Linked DNA regions of Homo sapiens: all the other regions are linked to region 2. A link is a contact called in ENCODE Hi-C or POLR2A ChIA-PET data. All regions are on one chromosome and are shown on one strand. Each heading gives the region's core, a stretch centred on a gene start or an enhancer-like site at or near the end of the contact. The rest is flanking DNA. Distances are from core to core; before and after follow the strand shown.

Region 1 (2,700 bases), core at 182-2,681, 760 kb before region 2:
TCATCTAACCTTAATTACTTCCTAAAAGCCATATGTCCAAGAAGAGCCACATTGGGGGTTAGGGCTTCAACATATGAATTTGGAGGACATTTACAGTTCAGTCCACAGCACCTGGTCATGTGGAGATCCCAGTCTGCATTTGTGGGATGAAATCTCTGCTTTTTTAAAGTTTACACACCACCTAGCTGGGCACGTGGCTCACACCTGTAGTCTCAGCACTTTGGGAGGCCGAGGCGGGGATCACCTGATGTCAGGAGTTCGAGACCAGCCTGGCCAACATGGTGAAACCCCGTCTCTACTAAAAATACAAAAATTAGCCGGGTGTGGTGGCGGGCACCTGTAGTCCCAGCTACTCGGGAGGCTGAGGCAGGAGAATCGCTTGAACCCAGGAGGCAGAGGTTGCAGTAAGCTGAGATTGTGCCACTGCACTCCAGTCTGGATGAAAGAGCAAGACTCCATCTCAAAAACAAAAATAAAAAAAGTCTACACACCAAAAGAGCTGAAGGCAGGAGAGTTTGTGGTGGTTCAGAGTCCTGATTCTGGAGGAAACAGGCCTGTTTGGAGTCCCAGCTCTGCTCCTTACTAGCTATGTGGCCTCTCAGAGGCAGCATCCTTATCTGAGAAATCGGGTTGACCTTGTAGGTGGCTGAGAGGCTCAGATGAGGGCTCGCATGTGAGGCCTTGGCACTGAGCAGGGCACTCCTACCGAGTGTTCAAAGGTCGTGAGTACCACTGCTCTGCAGCCCTGGGCTCTGGTCTCAGCAATGCCGTCACTCTTTCTGGCTTCCTAAGAGTCAGAAGGCAAGTGGGAGAATAGAACCATTTCCTGTGTCTGAAGGCTGTGCCTCAGTGCTTTTGACTCACTCTGAAGACAGCAGGCAGCCCTTTCTGTTTTTTTTGGAGATGAAGTCTTGCTCTTGTCGCCCAGGCTGGAGTGCAATGGCGCAGTCTCGGCTCACTGCACCCTCCGCCTCCCAGGTTCAAGCAATTCTCCCACCATAGCCTCCCGAAGCTGGGGCTACAGGCACACGCTGCCACGCCTGGCTAATTTTTTGTGTTTTTAGTAAAGACAGGGTTTCACCATGTTGCCCAGGCTGGTCTCAAACTCCTGAACTCAGGCGATCCGCCTACCTCGGCTTCCCAAAGTGCTGGGATTACAGGTGTCAGCTACCACGCCCGACCCACAGGCAGCCCTTTCACCTCACGCCGAGCACGTCTCCTCCATCCATGAACATTTTGCAACTTTTTTTTAAAGAGACAGGTTCATACTATGTTGTCTAGATTGGACTCAAACTCCTGGGCTCAAGCTTTCCCAAGTAGCTTGAACCTCTTAAGTAACTGTGACTACAAGTGCACCTGGCCACTTTTTCTGAGACGGAGTCTCGCTCTGTCACCCAAGTGGAGTGCAGTGGCATGATCTCCGCCCACTGCGAGCTCCGCCTCCTGGGTTCACGCCATTCTCCTGCCTCACCCTCCTGAGTAGCTGGGACTACAGGCACCCGCCACCACGCCTGGCTAATTTTTTTTGTATTTTTAGTAGAGACCGGGTTTCACCGTGTTAGCCAGGATGGTCTCGATCTCCTGACTTTGTGATCCGCCCGCCTCGGCCTCCCAAAGTGCTGGGATTACAGGCGTGAGCCACCGCGCCTGGCCCACCTGCCCATTTTTTAAAAACTTTATTCTTCCTGGTATCAAGGGGAGAAAGAAAAAAATTTTTTAAAATATTTAAAACTTTATTTTGAAATAATTTCAAAATCACAGCAGTTTGAAGGGTACAACAAAGAACATTTTGCCACATTTTCTCTTTCATTCGTTCCCTCCTCTTCTCCCTCACCCCTGTTTCTTCCTATCCTCTCTGAACCATGAACCATTTGAGGATTATTTGTATACATCATGCTCGTTTATCCGTAAGATGTTTTAGTGAACATTTCCCAAGAACAGGGACAGCCTCTCACATGCCCATGGTACAGTTCTCAAATTCAGGAAATGTGTAATATTCTCTGATCAGCCCAGGAGTTGCTAATTTGTAGTTCCTGTTTCAAATTTGCCAACTGTCCCAATAATGATTTTGAAAGCCGTTGTTTTTCTGGTCCAGGATCCAATCCAGGATCAAGCGCTGCCTTTAGTTGTCCTCTCTGCAGCCTCCTTTCGTTTGGAGCAGGTCCTCAGCCTTTCTGTCTTTCATGACATTGATGTTTGTGAAGAGTACAGTCCAGTTTCTGTTGTAGAACGTCCTTGAAGTTGGTCCCGGAATATTTGTTTAAAGTGAGTTGGGAAACCACATTCACATGTCTTTTGGTTATGTGTGTATTTGTCAAACAGCCAGCCTTGTGCTGCGTGCTGTGATGGGGAGCATTACTCAACAGAGCCTGGCCCTGACCTTGGGGATGTAGTTTGGGTTTGTGGGGAAAGCAGCTACCGCCAGGTGGGCTTTACGGACCCCTGTGTGTCTCATGACTAGAGGCACTGACGCTTGGATAAATACATACTGGATGGATGCAGGATGAGTCCGCATTCTAGAAGTGTGCAGAGGTACAGAAGTGGCCCTGCTCCCTGTCCAGCACCCAGTCATCAGCTTTCCCTGGCTTCCCGAGGCACCCTGACGTTCACACTCCAAACACAAAGTCTTCTCTCAGGAATCTCGAGTGAGCTGCAGTCTGGGTTCTAGCCCTGCCCTAGCAGGGATCTGCTCAGTGACTG
Region 2 (2,700 bases), core at 76-2,575:
GAGCAACAGAATGGTGACCCAAACATGGAGCAAGAGACACTGCTGGAGCCGCTTTTGCCAGTTTGCCAATGTGGCATTGCCAACTCTCCCTGCCCTCTGCCTCCTGGCGCAAGCCCTTGTGACTAGACCACTGCCTCAGTACCCAGTCCCAGTCCTGGGCTGGCTTCTAAAACAAACTCTACATTCACTTTTATTATCTAGAGCCCTCCCTGTTCCCATTCTGATGTGTGTCACCTCAGCCTTTTATCTGCGTATGTGTATTCAACAGGACCCAGGTCTGGGCCTCTGCAGCGAGGCTGGGCAGCCTCTCCTGGTGTATAAGTAGCCACTGGTCTGTTTTGCATGAGTCAGAACCCAGCGATTTCATGACAACCTGGAGTGCGTGTGTGCCTTGAGATGGTTGGGAGACAGAATCAGTTTTATGCACCAGCCACTACAGGCACCTGTGCCTCAGGCCTATAAACTTTCCAAGGATTCATAAAATGCTTGAATCCTGAAAGAAAAAAAATATTTATTACTAGCTCCAAAATGCTAAAAGCGCAAAGTTGAAATTACTAAATATTTATTTGAATGCATACGAAAACTGGCACATCAACTTGTCAAGAGAAACTCAAGTTTTCTAGACGGTCACCTACGTATCCTGTTTACTGTGGGATGCGGGTGCAAGAAGGCCCTTGAAGGTCCGGTACTTGGTCTTCCAGCCCCTGGCTGGGGCTGCCTCCCACTCGCCCAGCGTGGTCTCCTCCCCGGCCATAACCCGAGCCAGGGCTCCACCCCAGCCTCCCGTTCAGCCCGCAGCAGGGTATCCAGGTCTTCAGTGCAAAGAAGACACCTCCACCTGCCTCCCGCCATTTTCCCCTGAGGGCTGTTGAGTCCCACAACCCACCCCGGGGACAGCTGCCGCTCTGGAGGGTTCTGAACCTCGTCCAGCCCCGTTGACCGCGAGCCCGAGGCACACAACGGTGGAAAGAGAAACGAGCTTCCAGCAGCGTACTGCACCCCTCCACCCCCAGAAAACCCAGATCCCCAGCCGCTGGGAAACTGAGAGCAGCGGTGGGACAGCAACCAATGGGAAGCCCAGGAGGGTGGGACTCCTGTTTGACTGACCAATGGGAGTTCCTCGCAAAGCCGGACCTCACGGCCTGTTGCACACCCGATTCCACTCCCCGGAGGGGCTGAGCAAAGTCGCAGGCCCGGAGGCGACAGCCAATGAGGAGATGGAAAAGGCGGGACACCGGCAGAACCAGCGAATGAAAAGCCTGGAGAGGTCCACGCTCCAATTCCCTTCGCCGCCCGCAGCTGGATGTCGCCCTGTGGTTCCGCAGGTTGCGCGCGCCATCCAGTGGCAGCCGGGCGGGGAGGTATTCGAGATCCGTGCGTCTTCTCCGGAACCCCTTCGTAGGGCTCCCCAGTTTCAGGAGAAAGGATGACCCTGCCCGCCCTCCACGTCCACCGGGGAGCGAAATCGTCCTGGGCCCTCCATCCTTCCTGAAAGCGTCCTTCTTTCCTACCGCCCGTGCTCTTCTTCTGAGAAAGCATCGGAAGCTAGGATTCTAAATTCCGTTAGAAGAACACTGTGCAATGGCAATGGCCTATCAGACCGTTAGATGACCAAAGGCGCTGATAAAATGTAACATTGATTGGTAATTAAAAAAAAAAAAGAAAATGAAATTTTTAGTCAACAGGAATTAAACAAACCTGAATTTAATGACAACTCAGAAAACCATAGTGAACCTCACAGTGTTTGAAACGCCAGACGCATTCCTATGAAAGTCGAGCTGGATGCGAATGCCCCTGCTCTCACCGTTTTTATGTAATGTTTTGGAGCGCCCAGGCAAGATATAAGACTTCAAAGGGGGCAAGGCGGTTAAAACTGGGGGGCAGGAGGAAAACAAAATATTATTATTTCAGGTGAAATGATTTATACTTGAAAATCAAGAAACATTAAAAACTAGAGAATTCAGTCAGGTCTCTGGAAGAAAAATATATTTGTGTGTGGAACGTGTTGTCTGGGAGTATACAGAAAAAAATAAAGAAAAGGAAAGAAGACTATAGATATCCTACATGCTAGCATCAGAGATGTTGAGGAAAGAAGACCCCATTCGCTGGAAAAACGAAGGCAAATTTTTCATATGTAGGTGATATGATTCTATACTTTGAAAGACAGAGCCCATTAAAATTGTTAGGAACAATAAGAGAATAGGATGAGTTGGCTGGATGCAAAATCAATATACAAAAATTAATTCTATTTCCGTACGCAAACAACCAGGCAGAAAATATAATGGTAAAAATATCCTATGTGTAATAACAGCAAAAAAAAGAAAAAAGAACTGAGAATAAATTCAATAAAAATTTTATTATTCTGGCCAGGCACGGTGACTCACGCCTGTAATCCCAGCACTTTGGGAAGCCAAGGCGGGTGGATCGCTTGAGGTCAGGAGTTCAAGACCAGCCTGGGCAACATGGCGAAACCCCATCTCTACGAAAAATACAAAAATTAGCTGAGTGTGGTGGCAGGCGCCTGTAATCCCAGCTACTCTGAAGGCTGAGGCAGGAGGATCACTTGAACCCGGGAGGCAGAGGTTGCAGTGAGCCGAGATCACACCACTGTACTCCAGCCTGGGCGACACAGCGACACTCCATGTCAAAGAAAAAAAAATTTTATATATATATATATATATATATATATATATATATATA
Region 3 (2,784 bases), core at 285-2,784, 550 kb before region 2:
TTACCTGAGATCACAGTGCTAGGATTCAAACCCCAGAGCGAACCCACTCTCTTTAGCAACTAGGCAGTGGGGTCAGGCTAGGTAAATGTGTTTACATTAAAGTGATCGTCATGTCCAGAGTGTGACAAATTGGTGTAACTTGGTCATAGTGTGAATGGAAGGATGTTTATAGGAGTTGTGGCTGGACGTGTTGGGCAGACTGTGAAGGGTCTTGCATGCCCGCCTGAGGGGATTGGACTGTCTCCTGTAGACAGTGGGGTTTGGAGGACTGGGGCCTTGGGAGTGTAGCTGACAGTGTGGACGCTGGATTGGAGGAAGGGTGTTCTGGGAGACAGGAGGCTGTAAAACAGCCTGGAGAGATGGTGGGCCAGACCCAGTTCAGGGCAGGGTAGGGGACTCCAGCCCACCAGCCGCTGCTTTTCCTCCCGCCACACACTGCCTGCCTCTGGGCCTTGACCCCGTCCACATCATGTGTATGTGGCTTTCATGTTCTCTACTTTTCTCTTCTTCTTCTTTTTTTCTTTTTCTTTTTCTTTTTTTTTTTTTGAGACTTTTTGAGAGTCTTCCTCTGTTGCCCAGGCTAGAGTGCAGTGGTGCGATCTTGGCTCACTGCAACCTCCGCCTCCTGGGTTTAAGCAGTTCTCCTGCCTCAGCCTCCTGAGTAGCTGGGATTACAGGTGCCTGCCACCACACCCAGCTAATTTTTGTATTTTTAATAGAGACGGGGTTTCACCATGTTGGCCAGGCTGGTCTCAAACTCCTGACCTCAGGTGATCCGCCCGCCTCAGCCTCCCAAAGTGCTGGGATTACAGGCATGAGCCACCACGCCTGGCCTATTTTTCTCTTCTTCTGAAGTGGACTGAAAGCTCTTTGAGAGCAGGTGCCTAGGTGTCCTCAGCCCTGTCCTCCTGCACCTTAGCTCATGCCAAGGCCCATGTTTGGAATGTCCTCCTTGTGGGGCAGAATCCTTCTCCTTGTCCAAGGCCCAGCCCAAATGGCATCTGCCCTCTGCAAAGGGCCTCCCTGGTGACACATACGCCATCTGATTACAACTGCAGGGGAGGCCAAGACCCGGCTCAACATTTGTTGTTGGCATGGTCTGTTGGCCCCAGAGCCCCTGGCCTGTGCCTGTTACAGGGTGCCCTGCCCTGCCTAGTGTCAAGAGAGAGCCTGTGCACATCTTCCTTTCCTGTCCATCGTGGGCTTCTTGAGCGCAGAGACCACCCTGTTGACCCTACTGCTCTGCTAGGGGATTTGTATAGCACATGGTGGGCCCTCAGGAGAGAGGGTCTCACCTGGCCTCTCCCCTCAGCCACAGGTAGATGGACAGGCCAAGTCTTTGAAAGTGGGAGAGTCCTGATACAGAGATGCTCACTTGCGTGACTCATCAAACATTAAGCAAACCTTGTTTTTTTCATTAAAAAACAATTAGTCATAACTTCGAGCTAATGGCCGGATACAGCTCAGCAGTCAGCAGATGTGGTCCTCAGGCTGAAATAATGAAGATGAGAGCAGTCATCTCTCATGCCTGCCTAGAGCTTTACCAGGCTCAGAGCCCATTCACACCCACTATCCTGACTAATCCCAGAAAAGCCTCGTAAAGCAGGTAGGGCAGGTGTTCTTGGCTGTAATTTTGTGGAGGAAGAAGTAGACCCAGAGGTTCAGCTACCAGCCGGAGTCCATACAGCCGGCATCTAGCACACGCGGGCCTCTTCCATCCAAGGTCCAGGTTCTACCCACCTGCTGACCCTCCATTGGCCCTCGTCCCTCTTGTTCCCAGTCCCTGCCCTGGAACACAGCTCTGCAGAGCGGGGCTCCAGCGTTCTGTGCTGACTGGGTGTCTGACCCCTCCCCAGCTCAGACTTCAAGCTCTAGCCACTTCTGGAGGGTGCTGACCGGCTCGCAGACCGCTGCCCTCCACGGAAGCTGGTCTTTTAGACTCTTGGGCACCCGGTGACAGGAACACAGAGACGAAATGCAGGAAGGAGGGTATTTTTCTTTTTTTTTTTAATTTTAATTTTAATTTTTTGAGATGGAGTTTTGCTCTTGTTGCCCAGGCTGGAGTGCAATGGCGTGATCTCAGCTCATGCAACCTCCACCTCCTGGGTTCAAGTGATTCTCCTGCCTCAGCCTCCCGAGTAGCTGGGATTACAGGCATGCACCACCACGCCTGGCTAATTTTGTATTTTTAGTAGAGACGGGGTTTCTCCATGTTGGCCAGGCTGGTCTCGAACTCCCGACCTCAGGCGATCCACCCGCCTCGGCCTCCCAAAGTGCTGGGATTACGGGCGTGAGCCACTGAGGCCGGCTGGGGCTCGAATCTTGAGAGGAACCCAGGTGAGTGAAGAAAAGAAATTTGTCTCCGATGGCCAGTGTCAAGAGCTCAGCTTAATGTCAAGAACTCAGCTTAAGTCAATGTGCCCCCTAGTGGTAACACTAAGAGAAAACTGTCACCATTAGCGACGGTGGCGGTGTTTAGCATCTGCCATTCCAGATTTGGCCCAGCCGCTGGCTGGCGCGTCCGCAGACGCTTTCCTGAGCTGCCTCTCGCTCCCATCAAACCTGAACTTAGAAAACCACCCTCCCTCCCAGAAGTCATTAAAACTTTTCTACTCACAAGGAGTTTTAATGGGTACATCATTACATAAATGCAAGAACATCCTGTTTCAAATGATGACCCAGAAAACCACACTGATGGCAGTGATGGCCAGCCCTGAGGTCTTGTCCCCGCCACCATGTCGAGAGTTTTAGTGGAATCACTCCGTGAAGGTGCTGTTCAGATAA

What was found. A loop is a pair of places that touch in the nucleus more often than their neighbours do. ChIA-PET counts read pairs that join two places held with the same protein, here RNA polymerase II (POLR2A). Pooled maps may share reads with other maps.
Region 1: a pooled map shows a loop between it and region 2 (4-fold over the local background). The contact joins two enhancer-like sites. A Hi-C loop is called at or near these places in 1 of 37 single-sample maps with no recorded cell type and 4 of 50 pooled maps.
Region 3: a loop to region 2 is called in a pooled map, with 9 times the contacts of the local background. The contact joins two enhancer-like sites. A Hi-C loop is called at or near these places in 7 of 50 pooled maps. POLR2A ChIA-PET finds 5 or more read pairs at or near these places in 3 of 52 experiments (H1, MCF 10A and activated T-cell).

What each region holds. Positions count from the first base shown.
Region 1 is chr17:3,802,747-3,805,446 of GRCh38, reverse strand. It overlaps NCBP3 (nuclear cap binding subunit 3), which reads left to right. Exons shown (of 13, transcript NM_001114118.3): 13 at 1-2,700. Among named protein-coding and RNA genes, the nearest start is that of ITGAE, 2.9 kb to the right of the region's middle. Within about 2 kb of position 1,431, at least 4 of the 41 ENCODE cell types and tissues checked have a DNase peak (open chromatin) inside an H3K27ac peak, as active enhancers do.
Region 2 is chr17:3,047,501-3,050,200 of GRCh38, reverse strand. No RefSeq gene overlaps it. Among named protein-coding and RNA genes, the nearest start is that of OR1D5, 15 kb to the left of the region's middle. Within about 2 kb of position 1,325, at least 6 of the 41 ENCODE cell types and tissues checked have a DNase peak (open chromatin) inside an H3K27ac peak, as active enhancers do.
Region 3 is chr17:3,602,366-3,605,149 of GRCh38, reverse strand. All of the region lies in intron 2 of TRPV1 (transient receptor potential cation channel subfamily V member 1), which reads left to right. Among named protein-coding and RNA genes, the nearest start is that of TRPV1, 5.7 kb to the left of the region's middle. Within about 2 kb of position 1,534, at least 3 of the 41 ENCODE cell types and tissues checked have a DNase peak (open chromatin) inside an H3K27ac peak, as active enhancers do.